Linked DNA regions of Homo sapiens: region 2 is linked to region 1. A link is a loop called in an ENCODE intact Hi-C map of the cell type or tissue named here. Cell type or tissue: thyroid gland. All regions are shown on one strand.

The links. Peaks named below come from ENCODE experiments on the same cell type or tissue, not always from the same donor. Only the 100,000 strongest peaks of a DNase experiment are listed, where the experiment ranks them.
Region 2: it touches region 1 in a loop (2.8-fold over the local background); 1 of 110 quality-filtered maps calls a loop at or near these places.

Annotation. Positions count from the first base shown.
Region 1 is chr13:53,138,339-53,146,338 of GRCh38, forward strand. All of the region lies in intron 4 of LINC01065 (long intergenic non-protein coding RNA 1065), which reads right to left. Among named protein-coding and RNA genes, the nearest start is that of LINC01065, 9.6 kb to the right of the region's middle. In thyroid gland, no CTCF peak of the experiment used is centred here; DNase peaks (open chromatin) are centred at 313, 856, 3,203 and 4,143; H3K27ac peaks cover 6,158 bases.
Region 2 is chr13:53,015,735-53,023,734 of GRCh38, forward strand. No RefSeq gene overlaps it. Among named protein-coding and RNA genes, the nearest start is that of OLFM4, 9.1 kb to the right of the region's middle. In thyroid gland, no CTCF peak of the experiment used is centred here; DNase peaks (open chromatin) are centred at 2,277, 4,367 and 6,424; H3K27ac peaks cover 6,103 bases.

The sequences.
Region 1 (8,000 bases):
AGAGAACAACTGCTAGCTTGGTTATGACCTAAAAAAATACTCCCTTGCTCTAAAGATGTTATTGACTCAATGATATTCTCTGTGTTACACCATCAAACACCCCCCTTGGCTGTTAACAGTACAGAGTTTTACTGTGTAATTGCTTCATTTTCCATCCATGTGGAGCTACCCGTACGGTTCCACTATCCCATCTAGTCCCCCTGCAAACTTCTCTCCACGCACATTTTGAAATTTAGCTGGTAATTTTCCAGCAAAGAAATTTCTCCTGCCCAGATAATGATGATCACATGGCAGACAACAGGGGCAGGCCAGTTGCCAAGCACCGAGACGGAATAAACATCACCCAGTTTCCTTTTCCCTCCCTCTTGAGAAGGAACGGTGATGTCTTGAGAGTCAGAAAGAAAACAGTGACCAAATATACATGATTTACTGAAAAATATGCAGGGCTTTGTTGGGAGGTCTGTCAGGGATGTTGTCTCCTCAGGGAGCCCGCCTCTTCCCACTGCTGCGCGCAGACGGCCTGCACGCGGACGCCATTTTCTTTGGTACACGCTGTCTCTGGGTAGAAAGGCTATTTTTTGTTTAAGCTGAATATTCACCTGAACAAATAGCAGATGTTGATGAATATTAATTTGTGCTTAGATTAATGCTTCAAAGTGTCAATTTAATTTCTGTTTTACTATTCAGGCCCTGATTGCAATGAGCTACTTCAGGATGTGGGGGAGCATACACCTGGCTGGGGGCGGGGCTGGAGGTCTTCAGGGAGTGGAGCCGGGTCTTCGGGCTTTTATCTCTGCAGTGGGACAATGCAGAGATAAAATTGTCTCCAGTGGAGTCCAGATTCCCCCTGGAAGTCCCCCAGCTGTGCACTGGCACAGTGGAGAGCTGGCAGCTCCTGAGAGACAGAGAGAGAGAGAGAGAGGGGAGAGACAGCAAGAGAGCGAGAGCTGAGCAAGTGCTTAAGCTGGGCTCCAGGCTCCAAGTGGGACAGGCTGCTGGGATTGCTGGGATGATCCCCTCGTGGTCTCCTTTTAACATATCTGAGTCCATTTCTCTTGCTGACTTTTTAGGTTCCTGAGAAGTTTAATTCTAATTTGTATCCTCCTAAACCCACATGGTGAGGGGAACACAGCATGAATTTGAACTCAGGCATTTTAGAGTTTAAATGCTTCGCTTTCCTGAGTCTCAGTTTCCTCCCTCGTAATACAGAGTTAGTGAGGGGACCAAGTGGTACCTGTGTTCCATGCTTATGAAGGGCCTGGCACCAAGTGGCACTCCGTAAATTAGATCCCTATCCTCCTTCCCTTCTGATGGATAAACTCATTCTCAAAGAATGTAAAAATTTAAACTTTTCCTTATTGAGTTTTCAAATATCTCTCTGTTGTGTATGTTTATTTCTTTACGTTGCTCAGTTTCCTGATTCTCTGACTTATTAGCAACTCGGTAAGTACACATGACATAAATGTTTCTATTTTGAGTTTTTCTGCCAGAATAATGTGAATGCCATGGTTTTGTTTGTTTGTTTTTTAAAGAATGCTTATGGCACCATATTCCATATTTGTCTTGTTCGTCCTTGACCTATGTTGCTGCTTCTCTGTCAGCTGGACAAAGAGAATGAATTTCTGTTTCATTGAGAATTGCCCTTTGAAGTCTGGGTGAAGTGGCTCGGCTGTGCGCGGTGGCTCATGCCTGTAATCCCAGCACTTTGGGAGGTCTAGGTGGGTGGATCACCTGAGGTCAGGAGTTCAAGACCAGCCTGGCCAACCTGGTGAAACCTCATCTCTACTAAAAATACAAAAATTAGCTGGGTGTGGTGGCAGGCGCCTGTAATCCCAGCTACTCTGGAGGCCGAGGCAGGAGAATCACTTGAACCCAGGAGGCGGATGTTGCAGTGAGCCGAGATGGTGCCATTGCACTCCAGCCTGGGGGACAGAGTGAGACTCCATCTCAATAAAAAGAGAATTGCCCTTTGCAGACCTAACCTCTGTCCTACCGTGGACTTGCCTTGTCATTTTGCCTTCTTGTTCTTTCCACCTCGCACACTCTCATCCTGCAGACCCCAGATTGTCAGCAGATTACTAACTGCAATCAAAAGAATCCTGAGTAATGCCAGTGTGTAGGATTTTAAGATCTAGAGTTGCTGTGGTGGAAACTGTTGATGGCAGGTTTCAGCATGCTCTGTGGATTCCCACCTCCCTCTAGTTCTCTTCCTGTTATGTTTGTTTCCCAGGGCTGTGATCACAAAGTACCAAAACCTGGGTGGCTGAAAATAACAGAAATTTATTATTTCATGGTTGTGGAGACGAAGTCCAAAATCACAGTGTAGACTGGGCTATGCTCCTTCTGAAGTCTTTAAAGGAGAATAACTTCTTGCCTCTTCCAGCTTCTAGTGGTGACCTTCGATCTTTAGTGTTCCTTGTGTCTCTGTCTTTCCATGGTGTTATTCTTGTGTTTTCACATTATGTTATGTCTGTGTGTATTTGTGTCCAAATTTCTCCTTTTTATGAGGATAGTAGTTATGTTGGATTTGGTTTCATCCTAGAGTTAAATTGGTTACACCTACAGGGCCCTTATTTCCAAATAAGGTCATATTGTGAGATATTGGTTATATATGAGCTCAGGACTTCTTACTTCAAGTCTGTTCATCAGGGCAAACTTGTATTGATTCAGCAACGACCTTCATTTTCTCTTCAACTGTTAACCTCTCTACCTTAACCCTAAGAAATCCTGTGTGTCCTTGCTATCCCCTCCATCAACATTCTCTGGTCCCTCTGTCTTTATCTTTGGGATTTCTGTGACTCTGGCCTCTGCCCCCACTCTCTGACCAGCAGTTTTGGCTCCTGCTGGGTGCTTTCTCCTCTGCTCTTCTCTTTTGTTTCCTTGCAAGGACATTTCTTTTCCTTGCCCTTCTCCCTTCCATCTCACTCTCTTTGTTATTAATTCTTTCAACACTGCAGCATCCTGGTCCCTGATATCATTTACCTATATTGAAAACTGGCTGGTAATTTCCATCTTCTTTGTTTATACATCAGCACAATTCTTTACCACTTTTTCTTGACACTCCTCTGTTTTTTTCAAAGCAACACACATAGCTTCCAGTGTATTTTAAATAGCCTTAAGACACCACTTTATACTGGAACACAGCCCAGTTTCCTACCTCTGCTGCCTCTTCCAAACACGACGTGGGTCCCCTGGGGGATATTGCCTGTTCTTTCCCAAGCGCTGAGAGGTGCCCTCTTGCTAATGTTATGGCATGGTGCTTTTTCAACAAAACTTAAGGAGTCTAGTTGGCTGCTCTTTTAACAAGCTTAGTGCCCTTCCTGGGAGAGTTACTTGAACTCATTTGAAAGATTACCTGGCTGATACTTCTGCCTGAAAGAATAACTATCCTAAAGTACCCGAGGTAGGTGAAAACCTAGCTTATATTTAAAACCTCCAGAAAAGGAGAATCAGTTTAACTCCCTTGATTAAAAATAATCCCCAATTTCAGGGCCCCATATTTTCTTCTGCTGTATTGTACATACTTATGTTCTGATTGATCTGATCTTCTTTATCACTTTTTAGGTACTATATGTGTGCTGGAAAATGTCAAATCTAATTCCCTTGGCTTAATACCTTGCCCAAGCTCCAGATCGATATTTTTAGTTCTCTGTCATCTCCCTGGGTGTCCTGAAGGCACTTTACACTTAGCATTCCTCCGTCCCTGCTGCCTTCTTCCTCTTGTAGTCTAGATTTTGGTTACCAGCCTCAGTCACATCCCCCATCTCCCAAGTTATACAGCATTATCCCTGGTCGTGTCTCTAATCAGTTAGTGAACCCTACCATTCCAGCAGAGGAGGACTATTTCTATTGTATTTCTGTTTTATTCTCATCCTCTTCCTCAACATTTCTCACTGAACTCCAGCATCTCTACCAGTCTTCCTCTCCAGTCCCTCTTCATCCCAATTCAAGTATACTTCTTTTGAAAAAGTAAAGTTGACCATGTAACTGTTTTTTCTTTGAAACTCTGTTGGTTTCCCATTGCCTGGGATCAATCTCTGAACTCCATATGTTGTCATTCTGGGCTTCTCAAATCTGACTCTGACCTTCTCATTCTTCAAGCTCTGGCCCTCTACTCTCTCTCTCCACCCCCAAGCGTACGAAACTTTGCCAAACCAAGCCTCTCATTGTGTCTTGGAAACAACATACCGTTCATGCCTTTGCACTTTTGCATATACTGTTTCCTTTGCTTGAGATGCCCTTTCCTCCCTTCATTACCAGACAAATTCCTTCTCGCCTTTGAGACCTAGTGCAATGTTAAATTCTTGGTAATAGTAGTAATAGAATCCCCCTTGCTAGAGTTGATGTTCCTCTGTACGGCATCCCATGGTACTTTATTCACAGTTGCATGGTACTACTCTGTACTTTATAATTTCCTTTGCCTCCTTCATTAGACTATTCACTCACCAACAGCTAGTACACAGTGCCTGGTGTTCAACAGGAAAGCCATGAATGTAACTCAACTCTATGTCTTTTTATCTCTTTACCTTCCTTCCCTTCTTTTTTTCTCCCCTTAGAGAAAAATCTGAGATAGTGTTTCAAAATCTACATTGTACAAACTATCAAAAAACAAACTAGCTGAGGTTTTAAAAAAGGTGGTGGCAGTGGATACTGCTCAGCCATAAAAAAGAATGAAATCCTGTCTTTTGCAGCAACATGGACAGAATTGGAGGCCATTATCTTAAGTGAAACCAGTCAGACACAGAAAAACAAATACCATGTGTTCTCACTTACCTGTGGGAACTAAATAATGTGTACCTATGGACGTGGAGTGTGGAATGATGGACAGTGGAGGCTTGGAGGAGTGGGGGTGAGGTGGGAAGGGGCTGGATGATGGGAAGTTGTTTGGTGGGTACAGTGTGCATTGCTGTAGTGTTGCAGACACTGAAGGCTCTGACTTCATCATAATTCAATGTATCAATGTAGCAAAATTGCACTTTTACCCCACAAATACAATCACATAAAAAATAAGATTTGAAAATCAAATTAAAAAAAAAAAGGTAGTGGGATCAAGTGAGGGATGGGGTTAGTGTATCTCCTGCCTGTCTTGAGTAGCCCAGCACTAGAGATGGCTGCAGAACTTTTTTTGAGCTTCCCAGCAGCACAAACAGAGGGTACAAGATCAGTTTATATAATTATTAGTATCTATGTAACAAAATAACTCATTTCTCTGGGAAACAGCAACCACTCTAAATCCTGAGACCTGAGAGAAGTTTCTCATGAGGGCATATGTGATTTAGTGAACACTGCCATCTTCTCCCTCTGATTTCCTGGCTGAGCTATGGAAAAATCGTATAATATTTGTCCAGTCTCTACATTAATGAGTTTTAATGAGGAAACAAATATATTTTGTTCTAGTCTGTGTCTGATAGGCAGGGACAGAAAAAAAGAGTAGAGAGGAGAGAGTCACCATTTTTGGACTAAAAGCCCTGACAGATTCATTCATTCACTCATTCATTCATCAAACAATAACTCTTAATTAAATGACCACTTTATAGGAAATTTCCCTTATACCCCTATTGCGCAATCTCTCCTATCTTAAAATTCGGCTGGAAATTATCTTACCACATATCAGCTCTTTCAAATCAGAGGCCAGAGGATGCATCGCCTAAATTGCTTTTTAAGGATTCAGCACTCAGGCTGGAGGTTTTTCAGTGGCAGCTAATGGTTGTCATAGGGAGGAACAAAAATGGCTCTTGGACATGCTTTGTTTTAAGCGTCCAGGGAACATTTTCTGGCTCTGGAAAGATTGCTTTCACAGAGCAATTTTAGCCATTATCAACTGAGAATAAAACCTACTTTACAAAATTAAATTAGCTAGTCTTCCCTCCCAGATTCATTTTTCCTCCTTTAGTGCGATGAAACCCATCTCTATTTAGCAGGCCATGTAACCTCTCCTACCTCGTTGTTCAAATCATTTAGTAAAATAAAAAGGCTTTAAAAAAGGAGGTTGCAAATATAAACACCAGTGCAATTAAGATCTCGACTCCATTACATTAATATAACTACTTTGCGTGGAGTTCATTATGATGCGCATCAGGGTTTTAATGTTTTCTCCGGTTTAGTGCTGTCCTTAGTTAGAAGGAAACAGCCTGCTCTAGGAAACAATTGCCTCTTGGGTTGGAAAATAGTTTGAATAGGATTCCATTGTGATTAATTAAACTCACACTTGATAAAGTAGAGAGAACCAAACAGTTGTTCTTCAAATTGACAGTGTATTCAGTAAATAAAAAAATTTATAACACCAAATTTAAATTTTTGTGATGTAATAATATAGTATGGAAATCACTCATCTTTATTTTTCTCTTTTTGCTGAAAACATGGTGAGCCTTTATTTTTTTTCCTATGCCAAAAATAGAGGCACAAACAAGAATGAGGGAAATTGAAAAAAAGGACTTAATTAGTGAGCGCCGGCATGATAATATGGATATAAGCCTTTATTTTCTCTCCATTACCCTCAAATTATTTCTCTCAAACATTTTATCAGACAATTCTTCTTCACAGTCAGCTCTAAATGTGTGCTGCCTCCATGAGGAGGGGCCGTCCATCTTTCTCCCTGCATAACAGCCTCCCTTCCTGGAAATCAGTCACCAAACTGAAAAGCAGCTCCTCTCCCCTTTCAGTTCCTCTCCTGACCTAACCCACGCCTCCACTCCACTCAGCAGGGCCTTCAGGAAATAACCATTGTCAGCCCTTAGAATATGAGGCAAGCTACGTCAGTGATATTAGAGAACTGTAACTAACGTGTCTGAAAGGAGAATAATGAGCCCTGCTTTGAAAAATGTCATTTTCACTCAGCCTCTCCTTCTCTCCGTCTCTCTATTTTGTCTTTGCCTTGTTTTCCTCTCTCCTTATGCCTTTCTTTGTGCCTGTGTTTTTCTGTGTCTGTCCATCCTCCTTAGTAGGTCCATCCGTTTCCTCTCCCTGAGCACCACCTCATCCCGGCATCCTTCTTTGCTTTCTCTCTCTCCCTCCTCCCTTCTCCTCTCCTCTTAAATTCTAAGTCTCTGGGTTGCAATCAAGATCCTTGAAGCCAACCAGGCGTGGTATCTCACGCCTGTAATCCCAGCACTTTGGGAGGCCCAGGCAGGTGGATCAGCTGAGGTCAGGAGTTCAAGACCACCCTGGCCAACATGATGAAACCCCATCCCTACTAAAAATACAAAAATTAGCCAGGCATGGTGACATGTGCCTGTAGTCCCAGCTACTTGGGAGGCTGAGGCAGAAGAATCAATTGAACTCAGAAGGCGGAGGTTGCAGTGAGCCGAGATCGCGCCATTGCACTCCAGCCAGGGCAACAAAGTGAAACTCCCATCTCAAAAAAAAAAAAAAAAAGAAAAAAAATCCTTGAAGCCAAATAAAGAGTGATGGAGCATGTCTCTGGAGAGTGTCTTGAATTAACTGGCAAGACTCAGGAACAGCTATTAATGAATCAAGGCAGCTAGCTCCCCAGGGTCAGCCAGTGTTACTGGGGCAGCACATTCAAATACTTTTGGTCGTCATTGAGAAGCTCAGTTTGGGCCTTAAGTGCTGATTTCTCTTCTGATGGAGTGTTGCTCCCAAGGCTACAGCAGGATCTGTGTGATACTTAAAGTTACCTCTCTTGGTGTTGTCCATTGTTGACACTGTCACCACCAAGGCATAGCCCACAGTGAGCTCTATGAGCTGACTCAGCTAGAGAGCAACATGGACCTGAGGTAGGTGGGGACAGGATTTAAACTTTCCTTAGCCATTAGGGTAGGGGTGTCCAATCTTTTGGCTTCCCTGGGCCACACTGGAAGAAGAAGAATTGTCTTGGGCCACACATAAAATACACTAACACTAACAATAGATGATTAGCAACAAACAAAGAAAAACACACAAAAAAATCACAATGTTTTAAGAAAGTTTATGAATTTATGTTGGGCTACATTCAAAGCTGTCCTGAGCCACATGCGGCCTGCAGGCTGCACATTGGACAA
Region 2 (8,000 bases), 120 kb before region 1:
AGGCCCCTCGCCACCACCCTCTTCCCCTGCCTGTGTAGCTCTGTCTAGAGGGCTGACAGTGTTGACTGCCCTTCCTGCCTCATCCCTCTCCATCTCCAGATTCCCTTCCTCATCATCTGATGCCTTTTTAGGGTCAACCTTCCATTGCTGCTCAGTGCCTAGGGGACAAAGCGCCATTTGCTGGCCTGCCATCCCGAGCCCTCCAGAACGTATCCCCAGCCACTCAGCTTGGTGGAGAATCCATGATTTTCCAGTTATCCTCAGTTGCACTTCTGCCTTTTCCATGCCTGCCACGTTTGCTGGTGCTGCTTCTGTGGGACATAGCGCTTTAGAGCTGGACAGACACAGGGGAATCACAGAGCTCCAGCCCCTCCTCTCACAGGGCATCCTGGTACTTCCTGCATGCCACCAGCCCATTGTCTAGCAGAGCCTTTCCGGGTGGATGATCCCAGCCGGAAGTGATCTTTCCCTTCCTGAACTCCACTGCACTTAACCACGTGGTTCTTACCTTGTGCTAGAGTTAATTTTGTATCTGAATGTTCAACCTTCCTGTGGTAGACAGAATAGTGCCAACTCTCTCTCCTCCCTCAAGGACATCCACTTCCGAATTCCTGGAACCTGTGGCTATGTTATGTTACACGTCAAAGGGGAATTAAGTTGCAGATGGAATTGAGGCTGCTAATCAGCTGACTTTGAGATGAGGAGATAATCCTGGATTATTCATGTGGACCTGGTATCATCACAGTGGAGGAGGGAGGCAGAAGAGTCAGTGTCAGAGTGGTGTGATGTGAGAGGTGCCACCAGCCATGCTGACTGTGAAGGTGGAGGAAGGGGTCACAAGCCAAGGAATGTGAGCAGTCTCTAGCTGGAAAAGGCATTGAATGGATGCTCCTTTAGAGACTCCCTTTCTCAGTGGGGAAGGAATGCGGCCGTGGCAACACCTTGATTTTGGCCCATTGAGATCTGTGCCAGACATCTGACCTCCCTAACTGTAAGATTAAAAATTTGCATTGATTTTAACCCCTAATTCTGTGGTAATTTGTTACAGTGGCAATGGAAAACTGATACACTCTCCAGCTAGATTTTAAACACTGAGAGGGCAGAGACATTCCTTATGCTTCTTTTTGTATCCCACAGGATGTGGCATAGTGCCTTGTATACATTAAGCACTCAGTTAATGTTTGCTCTATGGTTCCAGAAAGCTTGGTAAAGAGGGCAAAGCTGGCTTTTATGCCTCCTTCTGCCCTCAGAGCCCCTTAATGCCCTCCTGGGCTCCCATTCTGGCCCCTGGTCATCAACCTTTTCTGTGTCTCATTCCTGATTTTATTTAATCTCTGTTAATGAACGATATCTCAAGGTTGGACCCTTCCTGGGAATATTTGCATATAAAAGGCTAGCCCTGTAGTTATAAACAGACCCACACTCAAAGGTGTTAAGGGATAGTGGTGGAACAACCAGGTGATGATGTTGATGGCGTGGTCCTTACCCTCTGGAGGATAAGGAGACAGAAGACATGGGCCCTAACCTTTGCTTCTGGGTTTCATTAGAGAAACCACGTAATCTTTCTGACCCTGAGAAGAGCTCAAGCTCTGATCATCTCACAGGGCGGCCGATCTGAGCACCTCAGACTGGGGTAGTCTTACCCCACTGTGCCGAAGAGTGTGGAAAGCCACAGGATAAATGCGGTGCATCTTCCAGTTGTCTCTATTTTAAATGATATTTTTATATTAAAACAAACATGAGTGCATTCCAGGCAAATGGCCTCACTTGCTGAATTTCTATGCAGGCTGACCCATCCCCATTTCCGGAGGAGGCCTGGAGTTGCAGCCAGCAGGTCCCAGGCTGAGGGCCTTGCTCTTGCTTGCACTTTCCCTTCTCACCAGAGATGGGACTTCTCCCTTTACCCCTACCCTGGGCTCAGGCAGGTGAGCAGAGCCGTGGCTGCCTGCTTGCCCTCTGGGATGACCACACTTCTTTTTTTTTCTCCAGGGCTTAGTTCCTGATCCTCTTGCCTCACCTCCTGGTGCAATCAGTTGTGTTGCCTCCATCTGTTGTGTGGAGCAATGATGCTTCCCTTTCTGCTCCGACACACTTGGCTTCTGGCACGCGGGCAGTGGAAGGGCCTTGAGAGATCATGACCATGTTCAGAGTTCTGGCCTCAGCTCTTCCACCAGCTAGCTGGAAACCCTAAGCAGCTCACCTCACCTCTATGGGGCTCCATTCCTCACTGCAATAGTTGGGGCTGCAGTAGGCAGGCTTAGAAAAGCAGGCAACCAAGAACCCTGACTCAGAATTCTCTCAGGACTCCCAACACCCTCAGGAGGAAACCCAGCCTTCTCATTATGGCTCACAAAGCACTTCATGGTCTGGTCAAGCTTTACCTTGAGGGCTTTGTGTTTATTCACCTGTTGAAACTCTATGGTCTGGCAAAAATGAATGCCTTGAAGCTCCCAGAACATACCCTATTCTCCCTTATTCCCAGGACTGCTCCTCTGTAGCCATCGCTTTCCTGACCCCTTTCCTGCCTCTCAATCCCTTAGACTCTTACTTACTTTTGGGGGGTTCTGCTAAGTCTTCACTTCCTGAAGCAGCCCTTCTGACCCCCACCAGCTCAGATTTGGTTGGAGGCTACTTTCTTGCAGGGCATGAACTTGATTTGGGTGCGATTCTAATGCCCTGCTTACTTCTCTGAGTCCTCTTTACCCCATAGGGTCTGTCCAATTTTAGAAGGCAAGACATGTGGTTTGTTCCTGTAGAATCCTCGTGCCTAGAACTGCACTGTCTAGCAGGGTCACCCCCAGCTACAGTTGGCTATTGGGCACTTGAAACATGGCTACTCTGAATTGAGATGTGCTGGAAGTGTCAAATCCACACTGGATTTCAAAGACTTCGCATGAAAAAAATGTAAAATAATTTTACATTCTCATTCATCATTTTTTATATTGACTACTTTTTGGAGAGATGTCTTAGGGCATACACACTATGTTAAATAAAGTGTATTATTAGTTTTACCTGTTTCATTTTACTCTTTTGAGGAATGTGGTGACTAGAAATCCAAAATTTAAAATCACATATAAGGCTTGCATTTATGACTCGCGTTATGTTTCTGTTAGGCTGCACTGGTATGGAGTGTATTGCCTGGCACATCTGGTTAATGAACAAACTGGTAGATGGATCTATGTGAAAGGGTAGGTGACTGTCTTCCCACCTCAGGCTCAGCTCATGTTGCTTTGCTCCAAATATGACCCCACAGCCCACTCATGCTCAGTGCTTAGAGCTGGGCAGCCTGGCTATCAGTGGCCTGTAGACCTGAGTCTCTTAGAGATGGAGCAACCTGGGATGGAACACCCTACTTTAAGCCTATGGACTCTGTCTTGAAGGAACCTTGTGCACCTGTGTCCATATTTCCAGGAATAAAATATTAACATGACATTCTGAACTGAACAGAACAGATGCTTATTTTGATCAATTGCAACATCCCATGATACCGTAAGTGGTGTTCATTCTTACTGGCACTAGGTGAGGACACATTTCTTACTGGAAATTTCTCACTTTGTAATATTTTGATTCTGTAATCAAACAAGATATACTGATTAGCTTGAGACTTTTTCAAGGAAAGCTCTGCAACCATAAAAGAACAAAGAACCCTTTTCTTATTGTACCTTTCCTTTGTGTGTAGAACTTTGGCTTTTTCATCATCCTGTACTTTATGGGGTTATTGTGTAGGCAGGTTGGAAGGAAGAGTTTAGTAGACTGCTTATCACTGTCAAGAGTCTTTGAACTCTGATTTCTTGAGGATTTAGTGGTTACTTGGAACAGCTATGGGTACAGTGAGAACACAGTTTTCTGGAGATGCTACAGCTCTAACTGGGCACAGAAATTCTCGAGTCTGGTTGACATTTTGAAAGCCATATTTTTAGTATACGATAGGTCTCAGATCTTACAATTATACTCAGCATTTACAGAGTACTTTTATAATTTCCAAAATGCTTTCACACACAGTATCTTATTTGGTTCGTACCTTCAGTCCCCTTTTAAACAAAACTCTTCTCAGAGATGCTTACACTTGCTGTCTTTAATTTCTTTCTTCTGGCTCTTCATTAAACCCCCTAAATTGTGCCTCTAGGCCCACCACTGTGTTGACACAGCTCTCGTGAAAGGTTTCCATGACCCACAATGTTGCTAAGTCCCATTCTCAGTCTTCTTATCTCATTTGACCCAATTGAGGCATTTGACACAGTTGATTGCTCTCTCCTACTTGAAATTCTTTTTTCATTTGGCTTCAAGGACGTTGTGCATGCCTGGCTTTCCTCTGACCCCACAGGCAGTTCCTCTCCATCTCCTTGGCTGTTAGCTCCATGTTCCTCCCCACCTTTTGTGTGTGTGTGTGTGTGTGTGTGTGTGTGTGTGTGTGTGTGTGACAAAATCTCACTCTGTCACCCAGGCTGGAGTACAGTGGCATGATCCTTGCTCACTGCAGCCTCTACCTCCTGGGCTCAAGTGATTCTCCCAACTCAGCCTCCTGAATAGTTGGGAATACAGGGACACATTACCATGCCTGGCTACTTTTTAATATTTTGTAGAGATGGGCTCTCACTATGTAACCCAGGCTGGTCTGGAATTCCTTAGCTCAAGCAACCCTCCTGCTGACCCTCCTGCCTCAGGCTCCCGAAATGCTGGGATTATAGGTGTGAGCCACCATGCCTGGCTATTTCCCTGACTTTTAATCCTGGAGCCTCCTAGGTCTCAGATCTCAGATGTCTTCTCTTCTCTAGCTATACTCACTTCATTGGTGATTTCACTGTCTCATGGTTTTAAATATCATTAATAAGCTAACAATTCCTAAATATTTTCCAAGAGCCTAGATCTCTCCTTGTAATTCCAGTTTCATATATCCAACTACCTACATACTACCTCTACTTGGTTGTCTAAAAACAACTCCAGCTTTACATTCCCAAACTGATGCCCTGGGCTTCCTTCTGTGGTCTTCTCCTTTTCAATTAATGCCAACCTCATCCGTCTACTTGCTAAGAGCAAAGACTTCAGAGTATCTGCGTCTTCTCTTTCCTCACAGCCAACGGCAAATATTTTCACCTCTAACATTGTCTCATCCTGAATGTGGCGATGTCTCATCGTTTCTACTGCTGTCACCCTGGGGTGAACCACCATCATCTTCTGCCTGGGTTATCTCAGAAGTCTCCATGCTGGTTTCCCATTTTTACTCTTACTCAGCACATTCTGATCTCAACAGAGCTCTCAGAGTGATCCTGTTAAAATAAGAACTGGATCATGTTGCTCCTTTACTCAACCAGCTGCCACATACCCAGAGTAAAACCAAAATCCTTCCAATGACCTTAGAGGCCCTATGCAATGTGGCACTCCCCTGACCTCAGACTATTCTTCTCCACTTCGCTTCACACTAGCCATACTGGCCTCCTTGCTTTGTCATTCAATTCTAGGTGACATGGCTGTCTTGCAGCTTTGCATTTGCTTTTCTATGGAATGATTTCTCTTCAGAGAGCCTCACATCTTTCTCCCCTCTCTCCTTTATATCTTTTACTCAAATGTCTCCTTTTCACTGAGAACTTCCCTGACCACCCTACTTAAACATGCAACTCCTGTTATCTACATTTCCGTATTCCCCTTTCCTACTTAAATTTTTTCCCCATGGTACTTAATGCCATCTAACATACTATGTATTTTGCTTAATTTATATCATCAATCATCTGTCTCAATTAAACTGTCAGATACATGAGAGCAACGGTTTTTATTTCCATTGCTATATCCCCCAGCACCTAGAACAGCCTTACCTACAGGGCAAGCTCATTAAGTATTTGTAAATAAATGAACAGTCCTAGAAAATAAGCATTATTATTCTTCTTTTCTCCACTGTATGAAGGAATTGAGAGCTCAACAAGACCTGAAACCAAACCAAATATTCACACACATACATACATACATGACACACACATACACACACACACAGACACACACAGACAGACGTACACATACACATACAAAATAAAACTGAACCCAGCACAGGTATAGTGTAACTAAAGTGTTTGACTTGCGGAGGGGGTAAGAACGCTGGGTCAAGACAGGGTGTAGACTACTTGTGTTAGGTCTGTTTGGTTACCAAAAGAGGCTTCTAAGTAAGCCATAAACTAAAAAAATTCAGGCTAATGTTTTACAAATGTGTATTTTAAAATAATTGTGTAAACTTTTCATTAAATATTTTCACAATGACATCAAAGCAATAGTCATTCTAATTCTAAGCACAATAGCAAGATTTATATGTCATCAGGAAGTTTGAAACTTCATAGCAATAGAAGTGCAAAATTCTTAAACATGAGACTAAATTAGAGAAGCCTCAGGCTCTCTCATGCCAATATTTCAGGATCCTCGAGGTTTCAGCAGTTGGTTGCCAAGTGCTGCTTAATAGGCACAAGTGACAGCTCAAAGGGTGCTTCTTCCACCATGATGCTGCGAAGCCCAGTTTTAGATTATACAGATGAGAAAATCATGTTTCAAGTCTCATTTTGAAATTTCATCCCCTTTTTTGGAAGACTTTCTTAGCCCCCCAGAATTGATTAGATCCCCCTTGCTGTAGTTAGGGCTGGCTTCATGGATGTGCCACCTGTGAGTGGCCTCACCCTTTAGAAGGGTCTCACACTTGGTTTAATGCTTCACTGTCACTGTTTTAACATTCTTAATCATTTTTGAACAAAGGCCCCACATTTTTATTTTGCTCTGTGCCCCACAGGGGCCAACTCATACCGATAAGTCATAGCTGGGTGAAGAAAGAAGCACTAAGGAAGGACCAGGATGGACAAAGCAAGAGCCAGTTTCAATTGTGTTTAAATGATCATAGATCAGGTTGAGTTATTTGGTAGTTTTATGAAATTTATTTGCATAAATTTCCTGTGCATGTTTGGCCATTGCTTCATTTAATGATTCATTAAATTTTGTTCCATTTAAATAGCCGTTTCAAAATTCATTTCATTATGTTCTGATTGTTTTCCAGAACTCATAAATCCAAGTTTAGTGACATGGCATGTTATCCTTGGTAATACATTTTAACATTATGCTGTTCTTCTGATGAAAGGGGGGGAAATGCAATATCCAAATTGCTATATTCTTTTTACCTTTAAATTTTCTTTGCTTCTGGAAAGCTCATTTTTCAAATTTGAAATCTTAAAACAGTAATTGCATACCTAAGGGCTTATAAAGGCTAGACAGGTCATGTACCTAAAGGAAAGAGACCAGGTGTGGATGATGGGGACTGTGGCAAACTGGAGAGTGTGTGCTACTCAAAGGGGCCTCTGTTGTCACTCTATCTCACTGAGATCATGGGGAATGTAAGCCTGGCATTATGAGATATTTCTTTCTCCAAAAAAGGGACCTCAAACATAGAAATTCATGTGAAATCTCTTGCTTTTTAAAAACGTGGGCTCAAGTAAAGTACCATGTGGCTACTCTTGCAGAGGTAATTTTTGACATAATTCCTTCACTTTGTCCCAATTAGCACTGACATATTTTTCATTTCTCTCGTATGATAAGCTTTTTAATATAAGGAGTAACATGTGTCTAATTTCATCTTGAGGCTCCTTGGAGAGAACTTCTGTAACATTTAACATTTGTGAAGAAATGACAGCAACCCACCTAGTTAGCTAACCTCCTGTGAGTGGGAAGAGACATTTGGTAAACTTCCTATGTTCTGGCAACCTCCAGGAGCTTCTCTATCATAGCTAATCGTGCTATGTGCTCTGTGTAGCACTGTGCAATAGAAATATAATGGAAGCCACAAATGGAATTAAAATTTTTCTGTAGCAGCCACATTTAAAAAAAAGAGACAAGTGAAATTAATTTTAATAAAATATTTTAACTCTATCTAAATTATTACCATTTCAACATGTGATCAATATAAAAATTATTGATGAGTTATGTTATCTTCTTTTCTTTTACACTAAATTAAAAAAATCCTGTGTGTATTTTCTACT